Regions from separate parts of the Homo sapiens genome. Here region 1 is linked to region 2. The links are chromatin loops, found by intact Hi-C in ENCODE. Cell type or tissue: B cell. All regions are shown on one strand. Each heading gives the region's core, and the rest is flanking DNA. Links, peaks and the distances in the headings are about the cores only.

Region 1 (11,869 bases), core at 2,456-10,455, 70 kb after region 2:
AACATTTTGCTATTAAATAGAATGAATTATGTGGAGACATGATTAGATAATACCAAGAGTATAAGTTTCCTGAGATTAGCAATCACACATGGTTTATTTTAGTCCTTTGTAGAATGTTGTGACTATCTTTCTATTTATGTACACATGTATCTATGAAGTACTTATTCATCCATCCTTTTATTCATTAGTCTAGCCAGTCAACTATCTATTCATCTATCTGTCTGTCTATCTGTCTCTAACATATCTTTTTCTTCACAGGAATTCAATTTGATGTTAGCATATGATAGTTGTCTAATAAATACATGTTAAATTAAATTCATATGAGGAATACAGACTCTAGTGTAAACTATTGGCATTACTGAAATATGGGCTTGATCATTCATTGTGTGGGTAACTACCCCATGGGTACATACATTGGATGTTTAGAACCATCATCCCCGGCATCTCAATATAAGCCAGTATTATTCTCCCAATTGTAACAACCAAAAATGTCTTCAGATAACATAAAAACATCCGTGGGGGAAAAATCCCTCTCCTCCACCCCAGTTGAGAACAGCTGGTATAAAAGCATCCTTTCCTTCTTTTATCACAGTATGTATGATTAAAATAAATGTTAACAATGACTAATAGTAGGGAATTTATCAGATGAATGAATGCATTTACATATGTATTTTCCAGATAGTCACACTCTCCCTCACTGATTCATCCACCCATTTATTATTCAACAAACACTTACTATGTACCAATTATCCACTAAGTACTTTGCCAGGTAGAGGGGATACATTCGTGAAATGTAAGTTTCTGCCCTGATGGGGCTTACAGACTTTCGGTGGAACTAGATAAAACAACGAAACAAAAGATATTACTAATAAGTGTTTTGTTTACAATAAGGCAGGAAGTTATAAGGGAAAGACAGGGGGGCTGCATGAGATTAGTGGACAAGGAAGGACTTTCTGAGGTGACATTTAAGGTGAGAAATGAATAATAAGAGGAAAACAAACAAAGATGTGAAAAATTTATTCATTAATTTTACTTATTTCTTATAGCATATGAGGTTTATGCTAGGAGTGCAAAAGGATGATCATTTGGTGGCATATCAACTTGCTTCTCTACCCATATTTGTGAAAAACACCAGATTGTTTGTGTGGAAGCCACTGGGAACTGTTCCAAACCGTGTGAGAAGTCTGACGTTTTTTATTGAGGGAGCATAGCCCTACCAATGTAAAGGCGTTGTTTTATGACAATGCCGTGAAAACTGGTAAGACATTGAAAAGCAAAAATGAGACATGCAGACCTTAAAATATCCTGTGTGATAAGAACTAGTGATTGTTCACTGAAAAAGACAAATTTTAGTTCTATCTTCATGACATTATATGTTGCTGGGGAGATGGTGGTGACCAGGGAAAACTGTTCAGAGGAAAATCCTGGCCTGATACATTTAAAAGAAAGCAGGTAAATGCGTATTCATCTTTTTTTTTTTTTCTCCAACCTCAGTAGATCTAAGGACATTAATCAGACCTTGGGATAATTATATATAGCTGTGCTATGAGTACGTGGATTCATTTATAATTCCATTGGTAGTAGATAATGCAATTAAGTACAAAATTCTGCAGAATCTATTATATCGTTGTTTGACGAATCAAATAATGTATTCTGCATTTTTATTCTCATGAATATTTCCCTTATAAATAGATGTCTAAAATGAACTATTTTGCATATGCTTGCCTTATGAAAGTAGGCTTATCCACTGGAAATACAAAGCTGTTTTAAGCATATTTGTGTGTTTAAACATGCTTACGCATGTTTTCAAGCATAATTGAAATAATTAGAATAAGTTTCATTATCACCTTTCACCTTTTATGCTAGATGCTGGATCAAGTCAAAACTGGAATTGCAAGTCAAACATCTTGATGAGATACAGAATTCTGTAAAGGGAAGAGATGAATTACAAAATACAACCTTGTTTGAGGAAGACATTATGACAGCTGGGTGACTTGGGCATTTAAATGGAATCTGATGAAGTCCCTCCCACCATTTTCTCTATAAAATGCCAATGGCATTTAAAAGTAGTGTCACCAGAGGAGCCAATGTATATTTTTATACTGCAATTAAGCAATTGAGTACAAAATTCAGTACAGTCAGTGGGAATGTGATCAGATGAATAAAGGAAGTCAGAGAAGATAATCATTTCAGTTCTTTCCCTAATTTTGCTTTCTAGCCTGGTACTTAAAATTCACAGGCTCACAAGTCTCACTGGGCTCCAGAGAAGAAGCCTGACTCCTCCCCAGCTGTGTACTCTCAGGCAAACTACGTAGACTCTACCTCAGTTTACTCAATTTTAAAATTGAGATCATAATTCTTGTCTTCTAGAATATTTGTGAGGATTGAATGAAATACTATGTATAATATGCACATTACATAGCTAATGCTCAATAAATCATAACTTTATGATTAGCAATGTTTGTTTCCCTCAGAAGTGACCTAAAACCAACAACAACAATATTTTTATTTTGCTTTCTATGATCACTGCTAATTATGAAAAAAAAAATGTGCCTGCCTTGATGCTTAGGAAAGAAAAATGGTTGCAATGAGAGAGAAAGCAGTGTTTCCAGACTTGTGATGACTTTATTCAGTTTTCTGCATTTTGTTTCTCTCTGGCAGTTTTTTTTCTCCTGTCACTTTCAAGATTGAACATAATTACAGTAATGAATTATAAATGAACATAATATGTAATGAATATAATACATAAAGTTTATTACCCCCATTTTCATAATTCTGATTCCAAGTTAGAGATCCCCTTCCAAGATAGGCTCCATAGCCTCCTGTGTAAGATGTCTCTGCCCACCCTACCCCAGATAACACCACCCAGTTTGTCTCCTGCAAGGCACTTATCACAACCCTTAATGTTTTTTGTTATTCGCAGGGGGTCCTGATCCATGCCCCAAAAGTGGGTTCTTGGATCTCGCACAAGAAAGAATTTGGGGCAAGTCCATAGAGTAAAGTGAAAGCAAGTTTATTAAGAAAGTAGGGCTGGGCATGGTGGCTCATGCCTGTAATCCCAGCACTTTGGGAGGCCGAAGTGAGTGGATCACCTGAGGTCAGGAGATCAAGACCAGCCTGGCCAACATGGTGAAACCCCATCTCTACTAAAAATACAAAAATTAGCCAGGCATGGTGACGCACCCCTGTAATCCCAGCTACTTGGGAGGCTGAGGCAGGAGAACCACTTGAACTTAGTAGGCGTAGGTTGCAGTGAGCCGAGATTGCGCCATTGCACTCCAGCCTGGGTGACAGAGTGAGACTTTGTCTCAAAAAAAAAAAAAAAAAATTAAACAAAGAAAGTAAAGGAATAAAAGAATGGCTACTCTATAGACAGAACAGAAGCATGAGCTACCCAGTTGCTTATACTTATTGTTACTTATTGATTAATGCTAAACAAGGGGTGGATTATTCATGATTTTCCAGGAAAGCGGTAGGCAATTCCCAGAACTGAGGGTTCTTTCCCTTTTTAGACCATATAAGGTAACTTTCTGACGTTGCCATGGCATTTGTAAACTGTCATGGCACTGGTGGGAGTGTCTTTTAGCGTGCTAATTAGAATATAATGAGCAGTGAGGACCACCAGAGGTCACTTTCATTACCATTTTGGTTTTGGTGGGATTTGGCCAGCTTCTTCACCGCCACCTGTTTTATCAGCAAGGTCTTTATGACCTGTATCTTGTGCCAACCTCCTATCTCATCCTCTGACTTAGAATACCCATCCTTCTGGGAATGCAGCCCAGTAGGTCTCAGCCTTATTTTACCTAACCCCCATTCAAGATGGAGTTGCTCTGGTTCAAACGCCTCTGACATTTTCATTTATACTTTTCACATATGTATCAACATATAATATAAAAATTTAAAATGTCATATATTATATATTAATACATATTATATTTACCATCATTAGAATGTAAATTCTAGTAGGTCAGTGAAGAAATCTGTCTTGTTCACCACTCCCTCTCTAGACAATAGCTCTGTGCCAGGTACATGCAGACACTCAATGTATATTGAATGTTGAAGAACTTTTCCTGCAAACCGTAATTGCCACCTGATAGGTTTACACATTCGATTGTCTTTTCACCTGCTCTTATATAAATTTGTGCTGAGACACGCAAGCCATTTGATGTTGTAGTTATTTTTTACAGTAGAGGTGCTTTGGGAAAGATGATTGAGATACCTCCTTATAATCTTAGAATCCATCCTAAAATGTCTTCTACTCAGATAATAAATGCCAGTCTTTGATTTGATATATTTAACTCTTTAGGTAATATTTACAATACATAGAACTAACTGGATTTAGTAAGATGCTTTAATTTACTGATAGCATGCTACTTATTAGTGTGTGCCTTCAAGCATCAAATATACCAAAAAAATGATCATTTTTGTTATGGTAGCAGATAGATACATTGCTCCACTGGTGTCTTTTTTTGTTTTTTTTTTTGAGATGGAGTCTCACTCTATCATCCAGGGTGGAGTGCAGTGGCACGATCTCAGTTCACTGCAACCTCCGCCTCCCGGGTTGAAGCGATTCTCCTGCCTCAGCCTCCCGAGTAGCTGGGACTACAGGCGTGCGCCATCACGCCAGGCTAAGTTTTTTGTATTTTTAGTAGAGATGGGGTTTTACCCTGTTGGCCAGGCTGGTCTCAAACTCCTGACCTCGGGCAATCTGCCCACCTTAGCCTCCCAAAGTGCTGGGATTACAGGCATGAGCCACTATGACCCGCCTTCACTGGAATTCTTTAGCTAGCCTTATTTTACTTGGATTCTGATTGAAATATGTTCTCCTCAGAATACAGGATGAAACAAAGCTAATTTAAGGTGACCAAGTTTATACATTAAGTACAATTAGTGCATTTTTCACCAGAAAGTTGGTCACTACTTTAAGATTTTACCTTCATTTTCATTAGAAGGTATTGGTTAATCTATTATCTCCTCTCTCTAACTGCAGTCATCATATTAAACTTTTGCAAATTTTAGGTGACAAACACATGTCGAATTTACATATATACAGGCATAATTTACATATATGCATATACAATGTACAATATATCCAGAAGGTAATTAGCAACTGGTTACAGTTTGCTACTAATGTACAATATATCCAGAAGGTAATTAGCAACTGGTTACAGTTTGCTACTAATGAGGTCAAGTTTACAGATCTACTGTTCCTCTGAGTCTGTCTTTTGGCTCTGTTGCATTGCCACAGATCCTATCATGATCCCTGGGCTGCTGTTTCACACACGTTGTTTGTCACAGGAGGGGGGCCATGAAGGAGGATGTGATTGCTCCCCTGCCAACCCCCTACCTCTACTGGTCAAGGATCTCAGCATTTTTCTGACGAATGGCATGGGCGGGATGCGCTCCATCTTTGCATTCTCTATGTGTCAGGCTGTGTCCACAGGGAATTGTCTGTGAAGGGTTTTTAAATCAGTGGGACCAGTAACACCATCTTTATATAGTGAAGACAGCTTATCATTAAATATAGTTTGAGACAAGCTTAATTGTGCAACTGAAAAATATTTTCGATAATATTTACAACTTTTATCTATTTAGTGTTATTAGATGAAGACTTTATCATTTTTTTCCATCATGCCTTTGGTTTTGTGAGCTTCTTTTTTGTTTTTATTTCCCGATTTCTTTCTTTCAGATACTTTTAATCAACATTTCTTCCTTTGGAAAACAGGTCAAATGACAATGCGAAGGGTGATCAAGGAGAAAATGTGTGAAGTAGAAGCCTAGAACTCAAGAGAAATGAATAATATCTTGGCATCACTTACTTTGCTTTAATTTCTTAGTTTTACTCCTTTAATGTAACAACTGTTTTTCATTTAAAAGGGAGTCATGAAACAAACATCTATATAATATTTTGGGGATTAAAAATGCATTTGCAAAGTTAGATTTATTGGTTTTTATCTTAAAGACATAAAAACTTGATATCATATTTAATTTTGTGCTCAAACTTACCGATAACACATTACTTAATCCTTGAAATTATTTGCTTTATTCCCTGTTGTGGATTAAGATGAGTGATTTTATTCTGAAAATATTAGGTTGTTGTAAAAGTAATTGTGGTTTTTGCCATTAATAATTCACAATATGAGAGCAATTATAGAATCTAGCTAAAATTATATGTATTTATCCATCTCTCATTATTCATGGTAGTTATCTTCTATAAAGTCTCTGCAAACACTGAATTAGTAAATACTGAACAATTACTCCTGGTAGGTAAATAAGAGCTTGGTTCCTGCACGACTCTGGCCACATTTTTGTCAATCTATCAATACATAATCTTATTTTATATGTATTTCTGTTTAATGATATCTTATGTAATACATATTGTATGCTCATTAATACATTTATTTAATACATATTGATTTAATACATATCTTATTTAATACATATTTTATGCTCATTAATACATTTATTTAATACATATTGATTTAATACATCTTATTTAATACATATTGTATGCTCATTAATACATTTACTTAATACATATTGATGCTCATGTGCTTTCGAGCATCAAATATACCAAAAAAATGATCATTTTTGTTATGGTAGCACATAGATACATTGCTCCACTGGTATCTTTTTTTTTTTTTTTTTTTTTGAGATGGAGTCTCACTCTATCACCCAGGGTGGAGTGCAGTATACTCACAGTATACTCATAGCCAATAGCACCGTAACTCACCCCTCATTGAAGCTTGTTCAACACAGTTTTTTTCTCTGTAAGGCATGTTATAGCCTCCTTGTGCTTAAGAAAACTAGGGAGCACTTCTGCATTATTTTTAAACAGCAAGTCATTTTAAACAGCAGAATCATAAACAAAAAACATAAAAATGAGAAGAACTAAATAGACCATGAAAAAACCACTTGTTTATAGTAAGAGAACTGAAACATGAAGGCAGAGTTTCACTTTGTTCAACCTCAGCTGGCAACATGTGTAGGGGGTAACTCAAATTTTGTGATTCTCTGCACATGTTGGGGAAAGATCACACAAATATTGTGAGTATTAATTTGGAGTACAAATTAATATTAGCAAATAGCTGTATTTGCAAATATGGAATCTGTGGATAATGAGAACAGACAGTATTTATATTCTAGGTTAGAAAAGAGAAAATGAGCTCCTTTTAGTCATCAGAAGCCAATGAAAGACCTGGGTTTAGTATTTTCTTCCATCTCTTGATTTCTGTTTGCTTAATTGAATGACAAATTCTAATTAGTCATGCCTGACTAACATAATTTAGGATGAAACTATGTCTTCATCACTCTCTACTTCTGACCCTGGCCCTGTTCCTAGAGTACAGTAGGCATTCAGTTAATGCTTGTTGAAAGAATGCATAAACCCCTTTCCTCATTTGGAACTTTATGGAATTGCTGAGAACATCAGATGGCAATAAGGTGATTGGAGCTGTAATCACACACAAAAAGTTGTCTATTTTAATTAGCCAGGTGTGGTGGCACACACCTGTAATCCCAGCTACTTGGGAGGCTGAGGCAGGAGAATTGCTTGAACCCGGGAGACAGAGGTTGTGGTGAGCAGAGAATGTACCACTGCACTCCAGCTTGGGCAATAGAATGAGACTCTGTCTCAAAAAAAAAAAAAAGAAAGAAAGAAAAAGAAAAAAAGTTAAAACCACCAAATTGTTTATTTTCTATTTTGAGGATTTTAATTTTGCTTAATAACATAGTCATTGAAATTAATTTATAAATAATATTGTATAGTTCAAAACATTAATATAGGACTTTTTTGCTGTAAACCAGGGTTGCCTGTTTAATATTTGTATTTCATTATGAGTAGTGAACTAGTATCTCTTGTAATGCAAGGTAAAGAGGAAGAGGTTGGTTAACAAAAAGGAACTATGTTAATTTTGCTATTAATAAGGGGGAAAACCTTTTGAATTTATTTATCCTGGAGACACAAAACTTAAACTCATAATGATGTCATATATATTAGCATTACTATATTTCCTTATTATTGCAAATGTATTCTACCCAGGTCTTTTCATCATTGTAGTCACTTAAAAAACATATTGGGTAAGTTTTATTATACAATTTTTCTCAGATTGATTTTAGTTTTATTTTTTCTTTTCTCTTCTTTTCTTTTCTTTTTCTTTTTCTTTTTTTTAACCTCAGAAGGAATTAGATGTCCAGTATAAAGAAGCCTGATCACTCTGGCCTTACTTGGCTTTCCAATAATAGTATTTTTAGGATCACTGATATAAAACCTACAAAGTAAGTAATTTGGTTCATATAAGCAGGCAAGTAATAAATTTTCCTATACATTGTTATTTCTCATTAAATACATACTATTACTCTCCAAATAAGAGATTTTTAGAGGTCATTTTTTTTCTCATTTTTTTAAAATACTGACTGACCCATATTTGCACTGGTAGACTCAGAAGTGTTTGGTTTATACTTGTTCAAAATGATTGTCAGCAGATGTAATGAGCCTTGGACCAGTCCAGTAACTTGGCTAACATATGTCTGCAGAAGGATTTTAAAATCCTGCTGACTAGGCTGGTCCTGTCGAGTCTCACAGCAGAAAAATTGTCTTTTGCAGCTCAGCTTATAAATATAACCTTTGTGTGTTTGGAAATATCCCTTCTAAGGCAGGACTTATGCTCACCCTGAAATTCAAATGTTCATTTTGATGTCAGCACTAACCAGGAGAAAGAAAAGGTGGAAACGATTCCTCTTGCACGTTTCAGAGTGTTAGAAACCGCCTATTATTTGTGTCTTGTTCTTTGCTGCTCTGTACAAGCTCTAGAAGTCATAAAAGTGTTCCTCACAAATTGACTCCTTAGAAATGCTGACTCTGTGTTTCAAATCTTATAAAAATATCTAAATGGTAGACGTATTGTTTTCATTACAGATGCATTAAGTCAAAACTGCCAAAGGCTGTGTTGTTTCTGCAAACAGGGCAACTACTGCTTGAATGGGGCTAATCTGTTTAGGCACTGAGGGGCTAGCTGTGCTGTCTGCACATATTTAATCACAAAGCTTTACTTGACTTTCCCACATATTTCCTTTTAGTATTTTTACTTATGGAAAGCAAGAATCAGGTTTTATAGTCATTCAGTAAGTCCTCTTTTTAAATAAAAATTGTTATATTGGAAACAGTGTCTACAAGACCACTGGTGGAAATTAATATAGCCAATATAATTAGTAAGTTGGATTCACCACACCACAGTAGGTAAATCTTATTGGGGGCAAAAATTGCTATCTTATTCACAAGTGTGTTGAGCTGTTCTTGTATTGCTATAAAGGAATACCCGAGACTTAGTAATTTATAAAGAAAAGAGGTTAGTTGGCTCATGGTTCTGCAGTCTACAACCATGGCACCGCTCAGCTTCTGGGGAAGCCACAGGGAGCTTTTACTCATGGTGGAAGGTGAAGCGGAAGCAGGCACGTCACATGGCCAGAGCAGGAGCAAGAGGGAGAGAGTGGGGGAGGCGCCACACGCTTCTAAACAACCAGATCTCAAGAGAACTCACTATCATGGACAGCACCCAGCCATGAGGGATCTACCCGCATCACCCAGATACCTCCTACCAGGCACCACCTCCAAAATCAGGGAGTACGTTTCAACAGGAGATGTGGTTGAGACAGATATCCAAGCTGTATCACCAAGTGAACTACCGAAGCTTTTTATTGATTTGTATTAAGCCAACACATGGGTTTACCCAGTAACTCATGATTTTTACACAAAAACCAAATTAATGTTTATCGAACAGTTATTTGGATATAAATACATAGATATAGCACAGTGCTTCAGGTTAGTTTATAAAAATCAAGTCTTTCCTTTAAATAATAAATGATTTATGCATTCATTCAAATTTAGAATGCTGAGGAATAAACTACAAAAAAAACTTGTGGCTGAGTGCAGCGGCTCATGCTTGTAATCCTAGCACTTTGGGAGGCCGAGGTGGATGGTTCTCTTGAGGCCAGGAGTTTGAGACCAGCCTTGCCAACATGGGGAAAACTTGTCTCTACTAAAAATACAAAAAATTAGCCGGGCATGATGGCAGGTGCCTGTAGTCCCAGCTACTCTGGAGGCTGTAGCACAAGAATCGCTTCAACCGGGGAGGTGAAGGTTGCAGTGGGCTGAGAGATCGAGCCACTGCACTCCAGCCTGGGCCACAGAGTGACACTCCATCAAAAAAAATTTTAAAAAAACCCTAATTGAATCTTTCCCCCTGTATTTCTGAGAAAAAGGAGCAAATATAAAATAAACAAAAAGAATACATATGGAACATTTATTTAGAAATCAAAGACCCAGCGTCATACGTTCTAATGTTTGATAAGATACTACCCAGTTTCCTGCAACTTTCACTTTTGTTCTGTCAAAGATTCCAAATGATGATTGTGAGCCACTGTAACCTGAAGACATATTGGATACATTTACTTATGTGTGTTAAATTGTGATTCTTAATGCTATTTTGTGGAAAGGCTGGAGAAGATTTTTTTTTTTTTTTTGAGATGGAGTCTTGCTCTGTCACTCAGCCTCTGGGGTTCAAGCAATTCTCCTGCCTCAGCCTCCTGAGTAGCTGGGATTACAGGCAGTTGCCACCACACCCAGCTAATTTTTGAATTTTTTTGTAGAGACAGGCTTCACTGTGTTGGCCAGGTTAATCTCAAACTCCTGACTTCAGGTGACCCATCCACCTTAGATTTTTAAAATAAAGGTTACAGGCTGGGAGCAGTGGCTCACACCTGTGTTCTAAGCACTTTGGGAGGCCGAGGCAGGCAGATCGGTTGAGCCTAGGAGTTCAAGACCAGACTGGGCAACATGACGAAACCCTGTCTCTATACAAAATTCAAAAATTAGCTGGGTGTGGTGGCAGGCACCTGCAGTCTCGGCTACTCAGGAGGGTGAGGTTGGAGAATCACTTGAGCCTGGGAGGTCGAGGATGCAGTGAGTCATGATTACACCACTGCTCTCCAGTCTGGGTGACAGAGCAAGACTCTTGTCTCAAAATAAATAGGTACGTACATACCTACATACGTACTAGAATCAAGGGGGTTGTTTCTGAGTTCATTGAGTTAACGAGGAAGGTAAATTAATCAGGACCTTCCCAAGTTACCCATGTAATATTATTTAATTGTACATGTTTAAACAAGCTCAGATTACGTTGACTGTGAGTCTTAAAACGGTAACCACAAACAGGTTATACCAAGATCCCTCACAATGTGTGTTGTCTGAGAGAAAAATCTTATCATTTTCTTTTTTTCCACATTCACTATTGTTCCTAGATTATGAAAGGTAGTCATTCACTAAACCCTTCTAAAATATTCCTTTTTTTTCCAAATATAGAATTATTATATTAGTAACAGTACAGGCATGCCCATAACAAAAAATGGAAACTAATATAGTCAATATAATTAGTAAGTTTGATTCATCACATCCCAGGGTAGAATACCTCTTGACCTTCAAAACTGCGGTCGACCACAATTCAGATTTTGAGCTATTCACCAGTGAGAATGCATGGCAATACATGCCTAATTGGCATAGTTACATGTCATTAATTTATTCCTTTTATTCATTTAACAAATATTTATTGAATGTTTACTATGTGCCAGACACTATAATGCTGTTCTAAGATAGCTTATATTACTTATTATTGAAATTATACTTATTAAAATGGTAATAATTTGTAGAGAGATTAAACTTTGTTTTCTTGCCCTCCCTTTCTCCTTCTCCTCTTCCTTTCTTCCTTTGTTTCTTTTCTTTCTTTGCCTCCTTCTTTTGTGTAGCCATAAACAGGAGTCTACTGGGTCGTTTCTGTTTGTAAGGCACAATCTGCCTCCCAATCCCCCTCCCAAA
Region 2 (11,869 bases), core at 782-8,781:
ATTCTCTTAGGCTATACATTCTCATGCTAGCAAAATGAAAACTTGAAAGTAATATGTTGAAGAGATACTATGTTGAAGAGATTCCCATGTTGATTGCAGCATTATTTACAATAGCCAAGATATAGAATCAACCTAAGTGTCCATCAACAGATGAATAAAGAAAATGTGGTGTATATATACACAATTGAATAGTACTCAGCCATAATAAGAATGAAATCCTGTCATTGTGGTAACATGGATGAATCTAGAGGACAATATGCTAAGTGAAATAAGCAAGGCACAGAAAGACTAATATCCCACGTTCTCACTCATTTGTGGAGTCTGAAAAAGCTGATGTCACAAAAGTACAGAGTTATTAGTGACTCCGGAATGTATCAAGGAGGGGAGGATAGGAAGAGATTGGTCAATGACATAAAATTACAATTAGACAGGAGAAATAAGTTCTGGTGTTCTATAGCATAGTTGGGTGACTATAGTAAACAGTATTATAGTTTGTATTTCCAAATAACTAGAAGAGAGGATCCTGAGTTCTCACCACAAAGAAATAATGTTTCAGGAGACGGATATGCGAAAGCCAATGTACACATGTATCCAATCATTATGATGTACTCCATAGATGTGTGTACTTATTGTGTATCAATTAAAAACACAATTCAAAAATTGTCATGGGTTTGCTCTTTTTTTTTGCATTACAAAGTGACATCTATTTCTTGACTACATGCTAGGTGATTAATTATAAAATGGCTCTGTGCATTGAAGCATCTCTTTCAAGAGCTTTACAACCTGACTTTTGGGAAAGATACATTGTATCTTTTGAATGATTCAATAGTGAAATTTATTTCTGAGTTTACCATTTTGTGATTTCTGAATTTTTTCACTTTCAGCATTTCCACTAGTGTTTTATTTACTGGTTCCACAAATCAGTCAGTTTCATCAAATTTGCCAACTGCAAGCCTAAACCATTGGAAATTGGCATAATGAATGTTCTGAGTGAGAATATATATGTTATTAGGAATATTTTAAATATAAGAAAATGTGATACAAACCTGGCTGCCAAAATATGGCAAAAATGTAAACAAAAATTGATGTGTAAAAAATACCACTGTATTTAAAAGGGATAAAACTAATCAGATAGTATTTTAAAGCTGATGTCTTGATGGCACAATTTTAAATTGAAGTGCTATGGGGGATATTGTCTTACTGGTATTTGCAGTTTGGGCTCAAAAAACCAGAAACTATATCTTTAAGGGTGTTTAACAGAATAATTCTAAATATTATAGTTTTCTCTTTCCTTTTTGTTGTCCTGTGATTTTAACTTTGACATTCTTATGTGACAATTGAAAAAGTCTCTTCACTTTTGTGTATTCTTTCTAATGTGATCAGGAGAATTAAAATGAACATTTTCTTTCATAAAGCTGAGAGTTAATTCTGAAACGTTGTACCAGAATACTTTTATGAATGAAAGACTAGCCTTTGAACCCTAGGAGAGTCAACTCTACACCAACCCTGTCTATTAAAAAAAGTCTGTGCTTACAGATGTCTTGTGTGAGATGTGGCTTTACCAAAAGTATCTGAACTTCAAATTTCTCCTATCACTGCCAACTACCCATGGGTATTGGCAATATATTTGGTAGACTTATTTCTTCTGTAGGCATATGATGCCATGGCCAAAGTGAACTCTACATTTTTAAGAGAGGCTGCTAAATATGGCCAATCACAACAGAAAACTAGCATTTCTCCAATTTGGCAGTGGTTTCTGGATGGCACACCCAGACTTACTTCCTTAAGCAATGCTGATATATGGAAATGCCATGATAGAGGCTCAGAAGCTAACACTGAATTCAGCAGTGCAGAAAAACTCCAAATCATGTGGTTCTTCTTTGTCAATATTTTCACTAAGGCAGCATAAGATATTAAATCACCTGGAATTAGTTATGTGCCATTTCAGCAACCTTTTGTGCTCAGTCTGCTACAAGCTGCTTGTGCTGATTAGCAGTTTAAAAGTCTGCAGGGGAAGGAAATTTTCAGTAGCTTGATTTTCCCCCACCCTTTGGTCCTGTGTGCATTGGGGAAGAAATTACCTTCTGTGCAATTCCTGAATAATTTGGTTTGATTATTAATAGATTCATGCTGAAAAAAGAACAATAACAGAAAAAAAATTACCCATGGGGTTGCAGCTGTGCTCCCAGATACAAAACAGGGAAAGAAAACAGGTCTCTCCAAGCAAAGGGTATATGTGTATACGTGTGTGTGCATGTGTAGCTCTGATTCTAAGAAGCCATTGGTTCATTTATTCATGCATCAAATATTTATTGAGCTGCGAACAAATCCCAGGCACTGTGAGGAAGACAGATTTCCTGCCCTCCCAGAGTTGCCATTACTAAGAATGTTAGCCAATAAATAAATCTTTACGGGAAAGAAACAAAGGACTGTGATAGAAAAAAATGGGAGGAGAAACTTACTTTAGAAAGGATTATCTGAGAAGGTGCCTTTCACGCTGAGCCAGAAAGGGAAGAAGGCAAACAGGAAAAGAGCCAGAAGAGCAGAGTTCCCAGCAGAGGGGAAGCAAGTGGAGAGGCGGTGTGGAGGAATCAATTTGGCCCCATCTGGAATGGACAGAAGGCTAGAACCTGCAGTGCAGTGAGTGTGGGAGAAACCAGCTGGCACAAGGTGAGCTTAGGGCAGATCACATAAGGCCTTGTAGGTCATGGACAACAATATGGATTTAAGTGCAGTATAGGAACTTCAAAGGAATTCCAACAGTTAAGCTAGTTGATGTAATTTGTGTCTATATGTATATATATTTATATATACAAACAAAACAAACCTTGGCTGTTGCATGCAGAGTAGATTGCAATGGAGAGGAGGACCAGTTGGTATTCCGCAAGGGAGATAAGAACAGCTTAGGCTTGAATGAGGATGTGATAAAGGGGATTTTATGAGCAAGGCTGTTTTATTATTTTATTTATTGTACTTCTATTAAGATGATATGGGTGCTTTGGGGGCTGTTGTAAATTATAACCCACAGCCCCTGCACAGGAAACCTCCACAGGAAACAATCAAAGAATAAGTGGTTGTGAGATGACAAGGTTTACGATACGTGTTTTCAGGCTTCTTAATAGCAGAGTGATTGGGTGATTTCCAAAAGACCTCAGGGCTGGGATGGGTGAAATTTTGTGAGCTTCTGGATTGGATGAGGGTGTGCTCTTGCAGAAAGAATTCCTGAATACTTTCTGCACTGACAGAACCTGCTTATTAATTCTTACAGCAGTTATGTTTTAGAAGATGAAAGACCCTTTCCATTCAATTATTGATCATAAGCATGATGTGTGTTGATTAAAATGGCATGATAATGGTATCAAATGGAGTTTGGATATCTTTTTCCTTAATATACTTTTGTGTATCATATTTAAGTTTCCTCAAGTCAGTAGAGAAGATGTTACCCACATCCTCTTTTCCAAAGAAGGAATCATTTGATCATTGAAAGGTTTACTGAATAGAAAATAAATTATGTTGACTTTAGCACAAATTCCTGCCCTAAGTTTTAGCCCATATATTGATGATGTCAAGTGCTGCTAAATGTGTTCTTCTTCTATAAAAATTAAAGTTTAAGCTTTGGATGCTAACTTTCAAATCTATGTGAAATGATATGATTTATTGTGATATAAAGAATGACATAAAGAACAAAATAATACTTTTTTAAATTTATGAGGAAAAAGACAACAGAAAGGAAAAATGGGCAAAGAAAGAGAACACGTTTCATGCAAATCAAAACCACAATGAGATACCATTTCGCACCGGTCAGAATGGTTATAATTGAAAAGTCAAAAAGTAGGCCGGGCGCACTGGCTCACACCTGTAATCCCAGCACTTTGGGAGGCCAAGACGGGCGGATCACGAGGTCAGGAGATCGAGACCGTCCTGGCTAACACGGTGAAACCCCGTCAGTAAATAAAAAATACAAAAAAATTAGCTGGGCATGGTGGCGGGCACCTGTAGTCCCAGCTACTCCAGAGGCTGAGGCAGGAGAATGGCATGAACCCGGGAGGTGGAGCTTGCAGTGAGCCGAGATCATGCCACTGCACTCCAGCCTGGGCGACAGAGTGAGACTCTGTCAAAAAAAAAAAGGTCAAAAAATAAAAGATGCAGGTGAGGTTGTGTGGAGAAAAAGGAAGAGAAAGTACACTGTTAGCGGGGGTGTAAATTAGGTCAACCGTTGTAGAAGACAGTGTGGTGACTCCTCAAAGACCTGAAGACAGAAATACCATTCAATCCTGCAATCCCATTACTATATATATTCCCAAAGGAATATAAATTTTTACATTATGTTAAAAAGACACATTCATATGTATGTTCATTGCAGCACTATTCACAATAGCAAAGACATAAAATCAACCTAAATGCCCATCAATGACATCAATAACAGACTGGATAAAGGAAATGTAGTACATATGCACCATGGACTATTATGCAGCCATTAAAAAAGAATGAGATCATGTCCTTTGCATGGACATGGATGGAGCTGGAGGCTATTATCCTTAGCAAACTAATGCAGGACCTAATGCAGGAAAACCAAATACTGCATGTTCTCACTTATAAGTGGAAGCTAAGTGATGAGAAAACATGAACACTTAGAGGAGAACAACACACACTGGGGCCTACTTGAAGGTGGAGGGTGGGAGGAGGGAGAGGATCAGAAAAATTAACTAATGGGAACTAGGCTTAATGAAATAGTCTGTACAACAAACCCACATGACACAGGTTTACCTGTGTAACAAACTGGCACATGTACCCCTGAACTTAAAATGAAAGTTTTTTAAAAAAGAGAACACATTTCAGAAAAAAACTCAAATGGCCAAAATACATACTAAGATAGACAACCTCATGAATAGTCAGGGGAATGCACATTGAAATCACAGTGAAACAATTGTTCATCTACATCATTGAATAATACTTAGTATCTAAAAGGGATGGACTACTGATATATGCAACAAAATAAATGACTCTTAAAAGCATTATGCTAGGTGAAAGAAAGTTACATACTGTGGGATTTCATTTATACGATATTTTGGAAAAGGTGAAATTGAAGGGATAGCAATAGAATCATTGTTTTTAAAGACTGGGGAGGGTGGTTGACGACTGACATGATGGGAATACTGTGTGCTGATTGTGGTGGTATTAATACCCCATCTACCTTTGTCAATATTCATTGAATTGTACCTTTACAAATTTGGTTATTGTGATGTATGTAAATTAAACCTTCAATGATCTGATTTTAAACATTACAGTGAAGTCAGGAGTGGTGGTATGCACCTGTAGTTCCAGCTACTCAGGAGGCTGAGGTGGAAGGATCTCTTGAGCCTGGAAATTCGAGGCTGTAGCATGGGTGTCCAACCTTTTGACTACCCTGGGCCACATTGGAAGAAGAAGAATTGTCTTGAGCCACACATAAAATACACTAACACTAACGATAGCTGATGAGTTGTTTTTTTTTTAAAAAAAGGTCCATGCATAATTTTTGTGATATCTGTCATGCCACCACAGATATCAAAGAAGTCCTCACATTCAAAGGATTTTACACCTATGCATGTAGAATGCTATAATTGCACCTGTGAGTAGCCACTGCACTCCAGCTTGGGCAACATAGTGAGATCCCATCACAAAAAAGACTCACAATGAGAAAATGTTATCATTTATTAGACTACAACAATGAAAATATGTAGTACAGAATCTTGTGAAGGTGTTAGGAAATGAGAACGCTCATGCTCTGTTGGTGTGAGTGGACAGTGGCATAACCTCCTTTTAGAGGAGGAATTTCACATCAGCTAGTAAAGTTGAACATGTTTTAACCCACACCTTCGAAAGTCTGATAAACATTTACAATCAATTGTCTCTGAAGCCTACTACCTGGAGGCCTCATCTGGATAGAACCTTGGTCTCCACAACCATCCTTATCTTAACCAAGACACTCCCTTCTATCGATTCCAGGTCTTTAGATAAACTCCTTGGACTAGTTGCCAATTAGAAAATCTTTGAATCCACCTATGACCTGAAATCCCACACTCACCCACTTTGAGTTGTCTCACCTTTCCAGAATGAACCAATGTACATGTTTCATGCATTTATTGATGTCTTATTTCTCCTTAAAATGGATAAAACCAAGCTGTAGCCCGACCACCTTGGGCACGTGTTCTCAGGATCTCCTGAAGCTGTGTCATGGGCCATGGTCACTCGTGTGGCTCGGAATAAATCTCATCAAATATTTTACAGAATTTGACTCTTTTCATTGACACTAATCATCATTGTAAAATTAAGACTATAGTAATCAGTGCATTTTGAGCCCTCAGTTGTTCAAGTACTATCACAGAAGATCGATATCAACTTTTGTTTCAGCTCCAGATTAAAAGGTGAGCCTATTAGAGTGTTTATGTGTAGCAGACCCTACACTTATTCAAAGAATCATTTGCTTAGATCTAAGAGAAATCTCATCCCTTTTACTTTTAATATCATGGTCCTTGTGAAAGACCAGACAAAAAGTCAACCCAGTTAGTTCCTTAAAAGAGGAAAAGTAGAGGGAATTCGCATGAGCAACACCTCAGTACTTAACAGTCATTCAAGGACTTATGCATCAACAGTACTTGGCATTTCATGTAATCCTTCCAATGTTCTTATCAGTTCTGTGTGTTCTTACCATTGAAATATAGATGTGCACACCATTGAAAAGTTTAAATCATTAATTTAGTATTAAGTTAACAAGAACATAGATGCTACACCTAAACTTATCCAAGATATTAATCCATTGTGCCTTAGTACTTTATTGACTCAATTTATAAAAATATTGTATGTGTTCAGTAAAAATATAACTACATTTAAGACATAAGTTTGATTTTATGACTTAGGTTTCTGTAAGAAGCAGCATACTTTTAACTCAGGCTTATGAATATAATATCACTTCATCTCCTTACAAAGTAATTAGAATAAAGGCAGCATATATTTTGTATGAACTAAAAAGAAGTACAAAATATTGGTCCCCAAAATTAAAATGTAAGTTCTTAACTACACATTTCTATGCTATATTACTTGTATTAGTTTCCCATTATGGTAATAACCAAGTTCCTCAAATTTAGTGGCTTAAACCAACATACCTTTTTCTGTTAGAGATCTGAAGTTTAGAAGTCCTAAAATCAAGGTGGCAGCAGGGCTGTACCTTTCTAGAAGCTCTAGGGGAGAATCTGTTTACTTGCCTTTTTTTTAGCTTCTAGAGGCCACTTGCACTCTAGCTCACGGTCCTGTTGGAGCTCAGGGGAAGCTGCCCTCTTGCCCTTGGATGGTTTGCTGAAAAATGAAGCCACAATAAGGCATGTTAATAAGAAGAAAGCATAAAATTTATTTACCCATATGCATGTGGAGAATCACAGAGTGATTACCTAATTACCCAATCAAACCCAAACACTTATATAACCTCCTTTCAGAAGAGCGGGGGTAGATGGGAAATATAGGTAATTCCTTTGACGGACATTACATGATTACTAGGGAAAAGTAAATGGATCCTTGGGAAAACGAATAGATGGACTTGTAAATGATTTGGAAGTTGAATGAACTTCAGAGACAGGCACTATTTTGTAGAAAGGCTGTGCCAGTTCTGAATACATTCTTTCACTCCTGTCTTGAAATAGATAATGAGATAACAGGGAAGGGAAGGAAAAACAATTTTTTTTTTGGTGGATCCATCCTATTTTTATGAAGATGGGGAAAAGTCTCTTCTAACGCATATTGATTTCTAAGGGATTTTAATTCAAAGTATTCATTACTTCCAGGGAATCATATTTTGGGGTGAAATTCTCTGTGTTTTTTTAGTGCCATCCTTCATTTTTATAGCCAGCAGTATAGCATCTTCCAATTTTCCTTTCTTTCTGGGCTCTGTCCTCAAAACATCTTTTCAGATTCTGACCCTCCAGCTTCTCTTGTGTAAAGACACTTGTTATACATTGGCCCACCCACATAATCCAGGACAATATCTCCCTCTCAAAATCCTGAATCACCTTACATTTGCAAAGTCCTATTTCCAATGTAAGGTAATATTCTCAGGTCCTAGCAACTAGGACACGAACATCTTTGGGGTTATTATTTTAATCAGTTGCTCCACCCTTTAAACTCTTTTCTGGTTGATATATCCATAAAATTAAGTGACATTCGGGTGAAGTGTCATCACCCATCACTATCCCTATCTGATATAAAACAATGATACTTAAGTGAAGTGTTATAGGAATACAAATTTGCACTATGAAGTTAATATTAGAAGATAAACATCCTCTAAATATTATCTTATGGAGGTAAGATGACTTTTGTGTGAGGACTATACCATCTTTTATTCTTGGAGTAATTTACTATTCAGAATGTGGTCAGTTTTGGCACGTTGTCAGAACTGCAACTGTGTAAGGAATAAAGAATAAGACCTATCTCAGAAGGTTGTTGCAATTATTAAATAAATTATTATTTTGGCATATAGACTTGCTATGTATTTACTGCAGTTGTTAATATTAGATCCATGTGAACTATCAAAAATTGTATTATAATTGTCCAACAGGTTCTTCTTGCCCACTGCATGGATAGGGCAAATTCACTGAGACAGCGGTATTACAGTAGAGAAAGAGTTTAATAATTGCAGGCCCAGTGAAGCAGAAGGACTGGATTTATTATTACTCAGATCAGCATCTCTGAAAGCTCAGAGGCTAAGGTTTTTCCAGGATAGTTTGGTAGGCAGGGGGCTAGGGAATGGGAAATGCTGATAGGTTGGGGCAGGGATGAAATCATAGGGGTCAAAGCTGTCTTCTTACATGAAGTCACTTCTTGGGTGGGAGCTCCAGGACTGGTTGAATTAGTTCCTTGGTATGAGTCACAGATCCTGGTGGAGTCAGCTGGCCTGCCCAAATGCAAGAGTCTGAAAAATACCTCAAAGACTAATCTTAGGTTTTCACAATAATGATGTTACCTATAGGAGCAATTGGGAAGGTTACAAATCTTGTAACCTCTGGCACAATGGCTGGTTATTGTTTAACTGTACCTACATCCTAATAGAGTTCAGGCCCCTCCCATAATCCTAGTCTTGTGGCCTTTTATTACTTTTACAAAGGTGGTTTTGGTCCCTGAACAAGGAGGGAGTAGTTTGGGGAAGGGCTATTTTTATCCTTGTTTTAAAGTTAAACTATAAACTAAATTTCTCCCAAAGATAGCTTGGCCTATGTCGAGGAATGACCAAGGACAGCTTGGAGTTGAGAAGCAAGATGGAGTCAGCTATGTCAGATTTCTCTTTGATATAGTTTGAATATATATCTCCGCCAAATCTAATGTTGAAATGTAATCCCCAGTGTTCGAGATTAGGCCTGGTAGGAGAGGTGTTTGGGTCATGGGAACAGATCCCGTATGGCCTGGTGCTGTCCTCGTGATATAGAGTGAGTACTCATGAGATCTGGTTGTTTAAAAGTAGGTGGCTCCTCCCCAACTAAGTCTCTCTCTAGCTTCTCCTTCCACCATATGGTGTGCCTGCTCCAACTTTGCCTTCTACCACGAGTAAAAACTCCCTAATGCTCACCCAGAAGCCAAGCAGATGCCAGTGCCATGCTTGTACAGCTTGAAGAAGCATGAGCCAGTGAAAACTCTTTTCTTTACAAATTACCCGGTCTCAGGTATTTCTTTATAGCAATGCAAGAATGGCCTAATACATTTATTGTCATAATTTTGCAAACGTAGCTTCCCTGTTGGCTACATCAAATTGAGGGTTTGCTAGGATAGAAAAGTGGAAAATATCAATTAAACAACTCAGAGCCGGGTGCAGTGGCTCACGCCTGTAATCCCAGCTACTCAGGAGGCTGAGGCGTGCAGATCACCTAAGGTCGAGAGTTCAAGACCAGCCTGGCCAACATGGTGACACCCCATCTCTACTAAAAACAGAAAAATTAGCCAGGTGTGGTGGCTCACGCCTGTAATCCCAGCTACTCAGGAGGCCGGGCGGGAGAACACTTGAACTCAGGAGGCAGAGGCTGCAGTAAGCCAAGATCTCGCCACTGCACTCCAGCCTGAGTGACAGAGTGAGACTCTATCTCAAAAAGAACTCAAAAAGATTGTGTTAGGTACTTACAGACTAGAAGATTATGTTAATGAATCTTTTATTCATTCAACATATAATTATTGCCCACTGAGTATGTAACACGTTTTCTGTTATGTTTAGAAATAATTATGAGCAACTCAGAATGATCTCCACCCTCAGAGAGTGTACAGTCTACCTCAGTATGTAGATGATTAATAGACAAACAATAAGTGTTGAATGTTGCACAAACTGTCCTTTATTTGATCCTTAGAGTTATATAGCATATTTAAACATTTTGAAGTTTGAAAATGCATACAAATTAGAGAGACATCCAATAAGGTAGGACTTGGGTTAATGTTTACTTTCCTCAAGCACGAGAATAGTATGTGAGAATTAAGAATTAATTGTTAAAACACATCTTTATATTTCTTTATGAGACAACTCTTGAAGCAAAAGTGAAAGCTGGCTCAAACACAGTTCAATTACACAGACGTATACACACACTTATAGTCACACACACACACAAAACCACCACTGTCCAGGAACTAAACAATAATTGTACTCTTCTAGATATGTAAAATCAAGCGAGGAACAGTTAAGAATAGGTTATGGCCAAGCGTGGTGGCTCACGCCTGTAATCCCAGCACTTTGGGAGGCTGAGGTGGGCAGATCACGAGGTCAGGAGATTGAGGCCATCCTGGCTAACTCTGTGAAAACCCGTCTCTACTAAAAATTCAAAAAATTAGCCAGGTGTGGTGGCAGGCACCTGTAGTCCCAGCTACTCGGGGGGCTGAGGCAGGAGAATCACTTGAACCTGGGAGGCGGAGCTTGCAGTGAGCCGAGATAGCACCAGTGCACTTCAGCCCGGGAGACAGAATGAGACTCTGTCTAAAAAAAAGAGACACGTTAATCTTAACTTTTTTTGAGAGAGTCTCGTTCCGTCGCCCAGGAGAGAGTGCGGAGGCACGATCTCAGCTCACTGCAACCTCCACCGTCAGGTTCAAGTGATTCTCGTGCCTCAGCCTCCTGAGTAGCTGGGACTACAGGCATGCACCACTATGCCCAGCTAATTTTTTATATTTTTAGTAGAGACGGGGTTTTACCATGTTGGCCACGCTAATGTTGAGCTCCTGGTGTCATGTGATCCGCCTGCTTCGGCCTCCCAAAGTGCGGATCCCAAAGTAGGATTACAGGCATGAGCCACCATGCCAGGCTGAAAATTCTGTATTCTATTATATATTATATAATAGAATATTTTATATATATATACTTATATATTATATAATATATAATTATACACACATATATATTTTTTAATTTTATTATTATTATTATTTTTTCTGAGACGGAGTTTTGCTCTGTCGCCCAGGCTGGGGTGCAATGGCGTGATCTGGGGTCACTGCATCACCGCAACCTCCAACTCCCGGATTCAATCGATTCTCCTGCTTCAGCCTCCCGAGTGGCTGGGATTACAAGCGCACACCACGCCCAGCTAATTCTTGTATTTTTAGTAGAGACAGGGTTTCACCATGTTGGCCAGACTGTTCTTGAACTCCTGACCTCAGCAGATCCACCTGCCTTGACCTCCCAAAGTGCTGAGATTACAGGCGTAAGCCACCGCGCCCGACCTGTAGTACCTATATTTTTTATTTTTCTCCAATCTTTTAATCTTTTAATCATTCTCCAAAATGTTGCCTTTCTTCTCAATGCTTAGCAGACAATTTGATAAACAAGGATCCTTTTCTAAGTAGACTTCATATAGGAGAGTTTTCAAAACAGAAT

What was found. Hi-C counts contacts between places; a loop is a spot of excess contacts. Peaks named below come from ENCODE experiments on the same cell type or tissue, not always from the same donor. Only the 100,000 strongest peaks of a DNase experiment are listed, where the experiment ranks them.
Region 1: it touches region 2 in a loop (3-fold over the local background); 1 of 110 quality-filtered maps calls a loop at or near these places.

Annotation. Positions count from the first base shown.
Region 1 is chr3:283,301-295,169 of GRCh38, forward strand. The region is part of intron 2 of CHL1 (cell adhesion molecule L1 like); the gene reads left to right. Among named protein-coding and RNA genes, the nearest start is that of CHL1-AS2, 92 kb to the left of the region's middle. In B cell, for the core only: no CTCF peak of the experiment used is centred there; DNase peaks (open chromatin) are centred at 6,851 and 7,921; H3K4me3 peaks cover 1,596 bases; H3K27ac peaks cover 2,107 bases.
Region 2 is chr3:215,031-226,899 of GRCh38, forward strand. The region is part of intron 1 of CHL1 (cell adhesion molecule L1 like); the gene reads left to right. Among named protein-coding and RNA genes, the nearest start is that of CHL1-AS2, 24 kb to the left of the region's middle. In B cell, for the core only: no CTCF peak of the experiment used is centred there; a DNase peak (open chromatin) is centred at 4,201.